2 separate regions of the Homo sapiens genome follow, and region 2 is linked to region 1. A link is a contact called in ENCODE Hi-C or POLR2A ChIA-PET data. All regions are on one chromosome and are shown on one strand. Each heading gives the region's core, a stretch centred on a gene start or an enhancer-like site at or near the end of the contact. The rest is flanking DNA. Distances are from core to core; before and after follow the strand shown.

Region 1 (7,252 bases), core at 2,462-4,961:
AAGCTCACACATTCTAAGTTCCAAATATGGCTCCTTCGGTGCTTATGACAACCTTGGGGAAAGCACTGGTGACTTAAAAAGAAAAAAAGGACAGCCATTTGACTGGCAAGTGTCAGTCATTCTGCTATTTGAAATTTGAGGCCAGGCGTGGTGGCTCACCTCGGGAGGCGGAGGCGGGCAGATCACAAGGTCAGGAGATCGAGACCATCCTGGCCAACATGGTGAAACTCCGTCTCTACTAAAAATACAAAAATTAGCTCGGTGTGGTGGCACGCACCTGTAATCCCAGCTACTGGGTAGGCTGAGGAAGGAGAATGGCTTGAACCTGGGAGGTGGAGACTGCAGTGAGCCGAGATCGTGTCACTGCACTCCAACCTGGTGACAGCGTGAGACACTGTCTCAAAAAAAAAAAAAAAAAAAGGAATTTGAGACAAAGTTTCAGAGACACTCTGCTATAGAAAGGTCTGAGAATATATTGTTTATCAAATGAAAGAAAAAGTACTTGCAATGACACTAAAGTTTATGCAGAGTTGAAAGAAGTAATAAAATTATAAATGACCTTGATTGGCAGGATGGTGTTCCTCATCCATGTCTTGCTCCATCTGTCCAATTAGTATGGGTTACTTGACTAACCAAATTCATTCATCTGTAAGTCCTTTGAACTATATACATTAAAGCTCATGCAAACCATTCCCTCAGAAGACCTTGCACCTTTTATGTATGTGAAAATCTGAAATCACACCCATTTCCCTAAGCTTCTGAGAACATTTGTATACAACAACCATCAAAAGCATATTTCCAATTATTCTTTTAGGTCCTTTTCAATTAATTAGGGGACTATGCCAATCTCAGGAAATCCTTGTGGAAAAAGAAGAAACACCATTAGAACAACACACGGAGTAACCAGTTTTGAGACTAATGCCCAAAAAATTAATTGGGAGAATTTTTTAGTAATTGAACCTGCATAGCTCTCTCTGCTGCTGAGGATTAGCACAAAGGGGCAATTTCTTAACATTACCAGGTGAACAGTAAGATCAAAGATGCTAGGCTTTGAGCTCGTGCCCATCTCCTCTGTGAGTACACAGGCAAGCACAGAAGAATTATTTTACAAAAAGCAGCATATATTATAAGCATTTTCATAAATACCTCAAATCCAACAGAGGATCTTTGTCTATTAACCAATCATTTAAAATAGCTATTGTCCTCCAAAACGCAGCCCAGTAAATATTTTTAAAATTAATATCCAGTAATATTTATACTCTTAATTTCTGAATCTGGATAAGGAAGATAACAAAACTTAAAATAACATTTTTCCCAGAGTGTTTATCAACTCTCTTACCATCAAATGTTAAATAAACTCTTGCTTGGGGCTGGGAAGATCCTTTCACACAGATAGAACAAATAAATACTCCAACCAACACGCAAATTGTCCGGAATGCCATTTCTTCAGATATGCAAGTTAATATCCAAGGGAAAATACCTTTAAGAGAGAGACAACATGTTTGTTATATCTCATTTCACATTTTAGGAGTAGGAAAAAACAGCAATCTAGACAAAACACCCTATTCACAAAAGAACCATCTGAACTTTTACAGTAATGCAAACAGTAGGAGGTGCTGTGTCTTTGCTTCTCAGATGTGAAAATGTGGATTTGATTCATTTGTGTCTGGAAGTCTTTGCAACAAGAGAAACTTTCATCTTCCAGCAAATTGATGCTACCATCAAAACAGAACAAAGCAGTGAAGAAAAACACTGATACCCAAAGGAAAGCCCAATATTTTAACGGATCTTCTCTCTAGAAATCCATTACATTAAAAAGACTTGAATAGAATTGAGCTAAAAGAATATTACTGGATGAGAACTCTTTCCCCCCACTAACGTAACAGCAGCAGCAAAATCTCACATGAGCATTCATGTGTACCTACTCACTTCAATAGTCATTAGCTCTTTTGGAGTAATTGTCTCTGGAAGTGGTGTTTCCTTACATAAATCTATGTGTGCTCAATCCTGGATCACTGAAGTCACTGGAATCAGTTATCTGCCATTTTATCCAGATGACCAACAGGCAGTTGTTAAATGATGCAGTTGAAGTAACCATGGACTAGTGCCAAATTCAAACCAATGACCTAGTGGTGAGCAATCCAGTGAGCCATGTATCCACCAATGCATATTTTAAATAAATCAACCAGAATGTGGGCTGTCAAAATTCCCAAAGATAAATCAAAGAGACAGGTGTCACTGCTTCAAACTATAGATATAAAATTGGTACATGCTATTAACTAATATCTGAATCCCAAGGAAGACCAGATAATGTGTTACCATAAACCTACAGGAGCTCTAGTGGCTACATCATGTAAAATAAACTCAGGACCATTAAAGAAACACAATCATTTTGCTTCTACCATAATTACACAATAAAGTGACCCAAGAGTCCAGTAAAGAAATTTATTTTTACAGGTTACAACAATGCTGATCTTCATTATTTGGCTTTTCAAATTAAAATTTCATAGTCAAAATTATTAAATTCTTTGTAAGAACCACTAACAACTGAAAAAGACAGCTTCATTAATACAGAATAAAAAGAATTAAATGGAATATGCAATTTTAAACAAAAATTGTAAGTAGATTTCCTAGGTGGTGCATATGTTATGAGAGTTAGAAATGAAATTGTACGCTTCTTTTACCACACAGATGGAGGAAACTCTAGAGATGTTTGTGTTGGTAATTTTCAAAAGAAACAGTTTCTTCCTGCTTCCACAACCTCTTCACCCTGTCATCCCTAAATTAACTTAGAAAGAAACTGATTTTATGGGTGACTTTCCCTCAGTAATTTACCCCTTGGTTCTGTTGACTTCATAGTTAAAGCCAAAAGAAAAAAACTATTAATATGCCTAACCTTTGTTATGTTTACTGAGCAAGTTGATATTATTTACACATTTTTTTTACATATTGGTATCTTACCTTATATGTTTCTCCCAAAAGTACATATACAACCAATTGCAAAGAATACTGGTGATACAATGGCAGGTGAAACGAAGATAGTCTACAGGGCAATTTGATTTACATCCCACCTAGTGATGAGGAGTGAAAGACTGAAAGCCAAGTGTCTTAAATACACCCCCGCCTCCCCAACAGTATCTTACAACTTCTTCCCTTTAACTCAGACACAGACGTTCCTCTTGGTGTTTTCACTTCTGCTGATCGCAAACTAACAACACATTAAGAAAAGAATTCTCTTATCTCCTCTGGAGCAATTTTGCCTTTGAAGGCACTGTAATACTCAACTTGAAACTCTCCGCAGGTGTCACCGCCTAAAGAAACAACTCGAGCAGGGCTCTCAGCAAGGGGAAAGCTTCCCTGACAAACCGCGTGTGTTCTTAAGAAAATGTCCAGGCTTGAGCATACCAATGTATGAAAAATCAATATACAGGCCAAAAAAGTTATACTTTGCTAAATCTGTAATGCGGAAAATGACCAATTTAGCTTACCGAGGTTGAAAGAAATCAGCACGGAAAAGTCATCAGTTTGCTACCGGGGTTGGATGCGCTTGTGTCTCCAGTCCTTTTCCCAGACGACCTTATTTTCTAGCACGTCGCAAAGGTGAAATTCTTTCTTCCCGGTCCTCTGAGTTTCTTTGTAAAGGAATCTCAGCGCTGCAGTGCCGCGGCACCCGGAGCTCTTCTCCGCGTCGCTCAATCAAGCACCTCGGAGTGAATGGAAAGTGGCCGGAGGCCGGGGGCGAGCGCTCTTGGTGTCCGATTACAGCGCCGCGGCGCGCGGCTCCGGCTGCCCCGGCGCGCCGCCCTGCAGGCTCGCATCACCACCGCGCAGCCCCGGCCGCATCTCCGCCAGCCGCGAGGCCCCACCCCGAGCGCGCCCGCGAGAGCCTGGCAGGGAGCCGCGGGGGCGGACCGGGCGGGGCCGACCCTTAGAGCTCGCGGCTGGCCAGACGCAAGAATGCGCGGCCGCAGGCTGGAGCCCTAGCTCCGCAACCCTGCTCCTTTCGCAGTCCGCGGCGGAGTGAGCAACTTGCTGGGTGCGCTCCACGGTTTTTGTTGCCGGCGGCTCTCGAAGACTTACACAGGCTTTGCCTGGCCGTAAATATCAAAGTGCAAAGCAGTTGTGGTTTTTTATTTTTGCCAGGGAAGGATCACTGCAGCCTTTTAAGGCAAAGAGATGCGTTTTTAAAAGGACGTGAGTTTTGTCCTTATTCTGCTGCGTTTTTTTTTTGTTTTTTGTTTTTTGTTTTTTGTTTTGTTTTTGGAGAGGGAATCTCACTCTGTCGCCAGGCTGGAGTGCAGTGCAGTGGTGTGATCATGGCTCACTGCAACCTCCGCCTCCCGGGTTCAAGCGATTCTCCTGCCTCAGCCTCCTGAATAGCTGGGACTACAGGCTCCCACCACCACGCCCAGCTAATTTTTGTATTTTTAGTAGAGACAGGGCCAGGATGGTCTGGATCTCTTGACCTAATGGTCCGCCCGCCTCAGCCGCCCAAAGTGCCGAGAGCCACCGCGCCGGGCCTCTGTTGCGTGTTTTCTAAAACAGGTCAAGATAAACGACAATCTTGTTGCACAAGTGTATCCTTTTAATGGGTATTGTTTCCTATTGAGTTTCCTTAATGCCCTGAAAGCAGTAATTCTGTTGACCCCTCCACGTTGACTCATATCCAGTACGTTGTCCCCAACCATACTCCCAAACATAATTACACGAAGAAATTATTTGACAATTCTATGTGGAGAGGCTGTTCTGAGTTATGCCAACAGATTGCCATAACCACACATCTACAGAAATACATCAGAGGTATTTTTCCAGCATTACTTTCAGGTACACTCGTTAAACTCTGGAACTGACTTTGATGTTTAAGTGAAAATTACTTCTCCGGACCACAATAAACTAGATGTTTAAACATCGGGAGAAATGAGCTTTGATCCCCATAAAACAAGCAGGCACTTGCTTAAAATCACTGTGGGGCACAGCCCAGCAGATGTCACTCTACAGAAGGAACGTGGAGTGTAATATCTCCACCTTATACCTGACAATTCACATAATGAAACAATCATTAAATTCTTATAAACTGTATCATAGAAAACCCCTCTGGGGGTGCAAAATCATTGTTCAGTGGGAAAGTTGAATGAAATCTCAGGTAGGAGGAAGAGGTGAGTGAGACACATCTTTCATGTGTCTGGGGCCCACCTCTTGTGTTCAGTAAACATACACGTGTCTCAGACTCACGCTGCATAGTCAAGGAACGAAGGATCAAGTCAAATAATGCAAATTTATGAGTTCAAAAATACTATTCCAGGGCTAATATTATCTCCAAACGTCAAAAAATTAATATAGTAACAACAGTTAAAATTATTTTTTGTGATGATGCGTGAGAAGATCCTTGACATAAATTTGTAATAAGGAATTTAACCCCCCAAAAACTGACAATATTAAAATCCAGATGTCAATGTGAATAAGCACTGTGCGTGCTTCTCTGAAATACTTCTGAAACTGAGTAAGATCCAGGTTATATACTCTCCACTATTATCCTCCTTCTGATATCTCATTCGGCATTTATATATTAAGCAGGGAGAAGAATAAATCATTAGAAAGATGAGTGTGTGGATTAAATTAATTTAGAAATGTGGAGCTGTTAGAAATTGATCAGCAAATTCACGTAAGATGGAATTCGTTTATACATTTTAAGTTTGAGAAAACCACGATAAAGAGTTGCAAGATGAAATGCATCTCAAACGGTGTATTTACAAAGGAGCTTAATTCCAAACTCAATTTACAAACACCAATGAATTAGCTCAATCTGTTACACATTCAGGGGTTTGGAGGCCTTGACAAATAGCTTAGATTTAATCACAGCCCATGAAATTTGTGCCGAAATTCCCTCAATATTGCTCAAATAAACCTCTTTTCAATGTGCTCCTGGGATTTAATGGTATTTGCTTAGCTCTGAGACGTTTACAGTTGGCCACACCTCAAAATGAATCATAAAAATACTGATAGGCTTTAGCCAAGATAGATTCAAGCGCAAGGACACAGTGCTCATGCTTGCCAGAGACTTAGGCCACAGAGTGGAATTTTAACAGTGGCACTAGAAGCCCCTAAGATTAATCTCTGCCCACATTTCCCCACACTGCTTAAAACACCTTGACAAAACAAGACTTGCCTAAGAAACATTTCTGGGCACTACCACTTTTTTAAGACTTCAGCTTTGACTGTCCTTACAAGTGGAAAACAACAGCTAATTGAGAACGCTGTTTTCGGTAAGGGGGACACTAAATGGATCTACAGGAGTAGTGGCACAACTAAATTTAGAGAGCACTAATTACAATGTTTGCACCCAGCAAAACGTTTCAGACGAGCGGCCAAACTAAAATACTTAGGATAACTTTTATTAAGACGTTTTAGAAATGGTGCAGTATCTTACACACTGAAGTGTCTCTGCCTGCCAAGGTGTAGTGGGCATATTTTTAATATTTTATGTTTTTGATGGTCCTGAGGAATGCTATTTAACTTAAAACTCTAGCACCGATGTTGAGTTACATACTTTTCTCCAGGAGTTTCTGCAGCTATACATTATCTTATTTCAAATTTAAAGAAAACAGATTTTTCCCTATTATACAGATGAGTCATGTAAATAAACTTTACCCTAACCAGAGAATATTAATCATTCAGAGGTTAAAAATTGTCTTATTATTTAGTCATAAAAACTGATATTTGTAATAGAAAATAGATTGTGTATTTGCGAGGTACTTTGCTTATTATCTGCATAGCATTCTTTAATGAAGTTACAATTTTCAATGAGAGAACGTTGAAGGTTTGCCCAAAGTCAAATGGGTAGTAAATATCAGAATAGGAAGAGAAACTCAAGCGTGATTGCCGTAATGTCTCAGGTTTTTCAATAAGTTTCAATACTTCCTCTTACCTTTTTTGCTTAACATTTTTCTCCTCTTTTCTACTTCCCTCTCTTTCTCCTTCACTCAACTTCCATATGCCATCCTTTTAAGTTTCCTGAACTGTATCTTTGGAAAGTCTCAACTTCCAATGGTTACTTACTTTATTTACATCAGCCTTACGTCTCCTTGGGTTACATTAGCAGCTCTGAGACCAAGCCGGTCAAACAGGTCTGGTCTAGAAATCTGTGTGTGAAACTGCTACCTGCACAGCAAATAGGCTTTAATATTTCCTCTATCAAATCATTTCTAATTTTTCAATAAGATGAGTGTATCTCTATTTTCATTCTTAATCTATT
Region 2 (6,758 bases), core at 443-2,942, 280 kb before region 1:
CTCCAGTGACAGCAGATTTGAATGGCATTAGGCTACTGATTAAATAATACCCAAGTAAGTTTAATGTCAACTTAGGCATCTATTTTGCATGTATTTTTTCTGAAATAATCTTTCTCTAATTGCGATCATATTTTCATTATACTTTAGTCTTTTAATATCTTTAAAATATGCTCTTTTAAACAGGTCTTATCTGAACCCTTTCGTTGGTAATCTTTTTCTGAATTGTCATATTAGAGTGTGAGTGTGTGAGAATTAAGGTTGAGAAATAAATTAGCTTAAATACAAAACAGCTATCTACAAAATAGATATTCTTAACCAAAATAATATGTCTTTATACTACCATTTTATATCGTGCCACCAAGATAAAAGGTCGCAGTTATTTAAGGGAATTACCTTCTTAAGTTTCATGAAATCACTGTGAGTTATTCTTTTCTAACTGAAAGCATAAATTATAAAGAGATTGCACATGGTCATTTCTACTTTATCCTAATTAAGTGGTCTGAGATTTGAAAAAAAAGTAATAGACTTACAATATTTTTATGACTTATTTTTTAAATAAATATGTCAGTAAAAACTTCCCTGGGGAAAAAAAATTCTTGAGGAGAAAAGAGTGTTTGGGGTTTTTTTTTTCAGTTGTATGGCACTGCTTGCAAATGAAAGGATTCGTTGTGTGCCTCACATGCCCAAAAAGGACAGCACGAGCATTCTAACTTAAGGACTGGTTTAAATATGACCTAATGAACTAAATATATTTCTGTCTGGTATTCTTAGGTTACTTTACTTCTAAGGTTGTTTGAATGCATTTATCCAGCTCTCCTATCAAATACATGCCAGGTTAACCCTGTGAAGGTTTTCCTGTATGATTCTGAGAATTTCTTTATAAGAACAGGGTCTTGATAGTGAAGGTTCTTTCCCCAAAGTGCAAGGCCTTCTATTTTGATTCAATATCAACATAATGCTTTTTTTTTTTTTGAAAGTGACTTAAGTACTAAAGATTATCCTCAATAGTAATTCTACTTAGACATATTTTGGTTGAAGAAATTTAAAGAGTTTATTTTTTGTAGGAGCACTGTGCTGTGATCATGAAATTTTTGCAAAACTAACAGAAAATGATAAACAGTTAAGAACTTCCAGCTAGAACAATAGGCTGTTTCCTTTTTTTAAGTCAGTTTGTCATCCTTGCTGATTGACAGTCTCCAATTGTTTTCAGAATTATTAGTCTCACAGTATTTCAGAATTACGCTGTATAAAAAAGTACATTAAATTTAAACTTAATAAAATAAGTTTCGCAAGCTCAGTCAAGACAGGGAAGTGAGAATATGATTATTCTTCCAAATTTACTATTTCCACCAGCGGTCTCAGTTCAGCATCTGAGAATATGTTAGGGGAAACTCAGCAAGTCAGTTCCTTTTGTTTTTCTGGCCTCTGACTTACTTGGATGGGAAATAGCCAAAAAAAAAAAAAATGCTGAATATCTCAGATATAGGTAATGGGTCTTCACCAGAACATAAAAATAGACCCTTATTAGCCATATCAGTAATGTGCTGTGTGGGGGATTTTTTTTTTCTTTCAATTCCTCTGGCAACAAACCACACACTGGGATCTGACACTGTAGAGTGCTTTCTCTTCTCTTTTTTTGGGGGGGGGAGGGGGTGTGGTTGCATATTTAAACTCTCACGCATTTATGTACTGAGGACTGCAGTGTAGGACTTTCCTGCAGAATACCATTTGATCCTATTAAGAATTGTCCAAATGTTGGAGCATTTGATTGAAAAATCCTTCTTAGCCATTTTAAAGGTAAGTTGTATGATTTTTCTTTAAATAAAAAAGATTAAGGGATTTTTCCCATCACCCAGATGACGGGAGGTGACACTACTGTATAAATACTCCTAAGAAGTTATATAGGAGGACAGGAAAAAAGGTAGTAACTGTTTTCTTAGTCACTAGGCTTTATCTAAAAATCAGGTTTGCATTATTTTCAAGTTATCAACCTTCCTATATTTTATGCTTAAACCATACCCAATGGCATTTCATGTCGTATGTATAAGTTAATATTTAAAGTGATTTATAATCCAATTTGGATTATTATAAAACTTTCATTTTATACTTAGGCTATTTATACATGATGTTTAAATGATGAAGATCATTATACTGCAGACCAATATAATGAGGTTAGATGTTATAAATGACTTACAGCTCTTATGTCAACATGTTGTCTAATATGCAATTATTAACTATTACTTTACAGAGTCATTAGCTTGTTTAATTTTCAATCTGAATTGCACAACTTTTGGTATACCTGACTTGCTCTACATGATCAAATGCAATGTGTATTTTGGATATGTGCTTTTTAAGTTCTTTTCTGTAATGAACAAAGATATTGTCATTGTTACTGGGAATAGCAAAGTATATTACTTTTAAATAATCTGAAATTTAATTAGTGTAAATTAGTAGAATAAAAATAAAGTTAATTTTTTTTCGATTCAGGAAGCTTATTACAAATAGTACTGAATTATTAGATGATGATGCCAAGTTGAAGTAAAGGAGAAATCAATTTGGAGGAATTAAGTAAAAGCCTCAAATTAATTATACATTAACTAAAATTATAAATAACTGTAAATGGCATAAATTCTCTAGAGTACATCCCAGTTTCTGAAATCATCAAGTAGCATATTGAAACCTGTTTTGTAAAGATTTGCATGTACTTTTTAGTCTTTTTCTGTGTGGTTTGAAGTCAGTAATGTGTGTTGAAGCTAAAAAATATTGCTTTAAATATTGGTTCACAAGGAAGCCAAAATGAAATATTTAAAAATGTTTGTTATATAGAAAGTCCAGTGGTCCTTTGGAATTTACAAGAAAATAAGAACTAAAGTAGAAATCATTTAATTTCCCAGACTCATTAGTGAACCAGAACAATAAACCAAACAGAGAACCATCAGATAATGGGTTAGCCTGGGAAGAATATTAATTACAACTGGAGGTACTTGCACAGAGTGTACTGAATTTGGAATTTACCTTGGAAGTTATAGTTGCCACCCTATTTTTTTAAGGAATTTTTTTAACCTTGTTTACTTTAACACATTTGAACCCTGCATGTGTGTGTATTTCCTGTGTGTTTCCTGAAAAGGAAAGTTTAAGATAATTCTGTAACTATCAGATACTTAATTCTGTAAGTATCCTTGCATCTAATCAGAAGATGTTTTTGTTCACTGGCCCAAGATGTGTCTGAAACTTGCAAGTAGCATTGTTCTAAACTAGTAGCTGTCTTTCCATTTGCATATTTTAATTCCATACATATATGATCACATTTCATTATAATCTAACTATTTTGCAAATACTCATTTCTACTTTTGTAAAATATACACATTTATTAGATTTTTAAAACACTTGGCCAATATGAAATAACACTTTACTGTTATGGTTTGAAATGATACTTCATAGTAATATTTCAAAATAACAATAACATTTTCTACAATATAAATATATATTATTTTACTTCATTTAATACTTGCAACCTTATTTGATGTAAGTAAACTCATTTTAGAGAAAACTGTATCACAGACAAACTTCAATACTAACACCCAGAACTGAATCTACATTTCTTGGCTTCAAGGTCCAGCATTTTTGGCATTACAAACTTTATAGTGTCTGTTTATAGTAGAATTTGGGGTGTGGAAAAAAGACATTAGCATTCTTGTCTAAGGTTCAAAAATTAAGAATGGGTCTAGATAATACTCTTTAAGTCAGTATGAACTTAAGGGAATAATTTCAAACCTACAGTAATCCCTGGTTCATAAGTCTTTAAAAGACGGGACTTGTTTCTAGAAGGATCCCAAGTATAATATATAAAGTCCAATGTATTTATTGCATTAGTTTTTAAAGACTACCATCAAAACAAGTTACAAATTGCAATATTTGAGAAGTATGTAATTATTTTATATTACAGATGTCTATCAAGTTTTTTCCTATTTTACATTTTTACCATCATATATTCTGATAGGATAGAAATGGACATGAGATAATTTCAGTAAGATAAGATTCTGGAGATCTCATAGTCCAGTTATTTGAAAATTACTTGTGGAGCCCATGGGTTCTTTGGAGATGACTCAGAGCCCAAGTGAAGCGTGACTGGGAAAGGGAAGAGGCACAGTTTCTGCTCCTTTCTTTTACCAAATAACTCTTCTTTGAACTATCTTTTATATTGGTATTGTGCATAAAATTTACCTTGAAAGGAGAATTCTATCTCTAAACATGATTTTATAAAGAATGACCTAATGACCTTATGTTGATGAAACATAATCATAGTTAAATGATTGTTTTACACCCATTTCTACTACCTTGAATTTGAATCTACATTTTTACTCATGTATAGGGAACTGTGTCTTTATAAACATACATAGTTATGATAATGTGAAAAAAGTAATTTTAAAAACTAACTTCTATACTCATGCAAACCGTTGAATGAATTCCCCCAAGTCCTCCAAAAACTAGATTTTATGGACAGATGCTGTATTTTTTAGGTAAGGAAAACTCTCTGTATCAAGAGAATGGAAAACAAGAGTGTGGTCTGGTTTTCTATCCTAAGAAAAAGTGGGAGGAAGGCTTATAGATAGAAAAAAAAGAAATTTTAGCAATCTACTGATCAGTAAGAAAATGTCATTTAGGTCTGGCAAGTGTCTATGGTACAAGTACCCTGGAAATCTAAAACTTTTCAAATTTCATAGTTTACATCCCAGCAGATGTTACTTCAGGGCCATGCCTTTTCTGGGTGGAGTTTCCAAGGGAACACAGCTTTATAAACACAAGGGATTAATTATAGATGCTCTGGGGACTTGCTCTAATGTTCTAAACTGTTTACTGAAGAGGCTTCTTATATCTCAGTCTAATGCAGGCTTTGCAAAAAGCTTAGTCTCTGTTTCTACTGGGTTCCCAATATAGTGGGAGGGTATTTTGCTTAAAAGTTCATTACAGAAACACTGTTGACCTGATAACCAAAAAAAAAAAAAAGTTATATTTTTCCTCCCTCTTTCAAAGATGACCCAACGGAATAGGGTCCACTCATGAATTCTACAAAAGGAATAGGATTTATAATCTATAAACTGGACAGAAGGCAACTGAGCTGCCTATAGAATCAAGAAAGGCATGTAATTAGTTGCCTATTAAAACACGTCTTCTTATTTTCCCTTTCTTCTTTATACAAGTCTCAATTAGTTTTCTGTATCTTGGCTTTCTAAATTTAAGTATTTTAAGCAGGAAGTAAATTATTACCGATACAGTATCAATATCTTGTCTGTTTCTTATAAAGGACAAGTAACAATTAGTAAAGAATAAAATTTAATCTACAATTAGCAAATGAAATTAATTACCTATTTTCATATATAAGGAGTTGTGTTATTAAGAAAACTGAGTAAGCATAACCCAAATTTTTTTATGCTTTAGACAGCTAAATTTGGTGGAATGGTGGAGACAAACTACATTCTTTCTCTGAAGATAAATATAGGTGGAAAAGCTGTGTGACTACATGTGCTATTTAACATGAACTTTTCTCTTTTGTATTTGGTGCACGTCTTACGTAGTATGGGTGGTTCTCCTTTGCCTCAGGTGAATAAAACTAATTATAATTTTGTCATATGCAGCTTAAGGATAGAGTATGATTATAATAACAATACTTCATTACTCATGGTGTCAAGGCACCGAGTGATAATAAATGAACCCAACTAGTGTCACGTATTTTGCCTATTCTTAGGAAAAAGGTAGAAACTTAAAGTAATAAGAGGCAATCAATCAGTTGAAAATTTGAACAAATAGACAAGTTCAGTTTGTCTAGCTCTTTTTTCAAAATATCAGCACATGGATTGAAGTTTTGTTAGATTAATACTTGTAATTTTGCTTGTATATCATCCTGACCAATGTTAGATTGAGAACTGTCTAACCATAGAATTCAACAGAATAAATTACTTGATACTTCTGTTTTCTAATGTATGTGACTCTACAGCAGTGGGATGTGTACACTATCTCACTTCAGTTTTAAGTTCAAAGCAGACAGAGCTAGGCAGTACCCAGGCCTGTCCATTGCTCAACATATCTAGGCTCAGAGTCCATAGAAGTTATACTAATCAGTTTTCAGGTCTAGAGAGGGAGCCATTGGAGCGCATGCACTACTCCCTGGTTTCTTCAGTGGTTACTGTTGGAACTCTTTACCCCTTGCAGAAACTCTTCTCTGTAGTGCATGGAGCTACTTGATTGAATAAAGAAGAATGATTTGGGAAAAGGCCAGATAGATTCACAACTAGGTTGTGGCATAGAATCTGGAGAAGGGCTAATATATGCACATATACCTATTCTAACAGCAATAGAGTTATAATTTTAAATCATTTTGTATCACATTTGTCAGAGTTGCAAATGACATTAATATTGAATGAGTAATTTTTAGTGAAGTTTATGTGGAACATAAAATAACTTTTCCAGAGAGATAACTTAATCCTTGAGTTATACATGTTTTAAATAGATTTTCATACTATATTAACAAAACTGGAATGTGACACTGGGGGTTTCCTGCTGCATTTTTTATGTGGGCTCATAAAGCTGTGGGTTTCTACAGAGGTTCTCCTAGAGCTTCCTAACAGTGAGGATAAAGAGTGTCAGGCAGGAACAGGAAGACAAAGTTAAGAAACAGAGTCTCTGGGTTTCTTAACTGCTGTGGAATCAGTCATTTTACCTAATGCACTTCCACGTAAGAATTGAAAAACCAGTTCAGC

Evidence for each region. A loop is a pair of places that touch in the nucleus more often than their neighbours do. ChIA-PET counts read pairs that join two places held with the same protein, here RNA polymerase II (POLR2A).
Region 2: a map of gastrocnemius medialis shows a loop between it and region 1 (3-fold over the local background). The contact joins the promoter of CD36 here to the promoter of SEMA3C in region 1. A Hi-C loop is called at or near these places in 1 of 168 maps with a recorded cell type or tissue (gastrocnemius medialis). POLR2A ChIA-PET finds 5 or more read pairs at or near these places in 1 of 52 experiments (AG04450).

Annotation. Positions count from the first base shown.
Region 1 is chr7:80,915,340-80,922,591 of GRCh38, forward strand. It overlaps SEMA3C (semaphorin 3C), which reads right to left and starts at 3,712. Exons shown (of 18, transcript NM_006379.5): 1 at 3,489-3,712; 2 at 1,340-1,480. The coding sequence starts at 1,442. RefSeq lists an enhancer at 3,232-3,301 and a silencer at 3,849-3,978.
Region 2 is chr7:80,636,950-80,643,707 of GRCh38, forward strand. It overlaps CD36 (CD36 molecule (CD36 blood group)), which reads left to right and starts at 1,693. Exons shown (of 15, transcript NM_001001548.3): 1 at 1,693-1,797.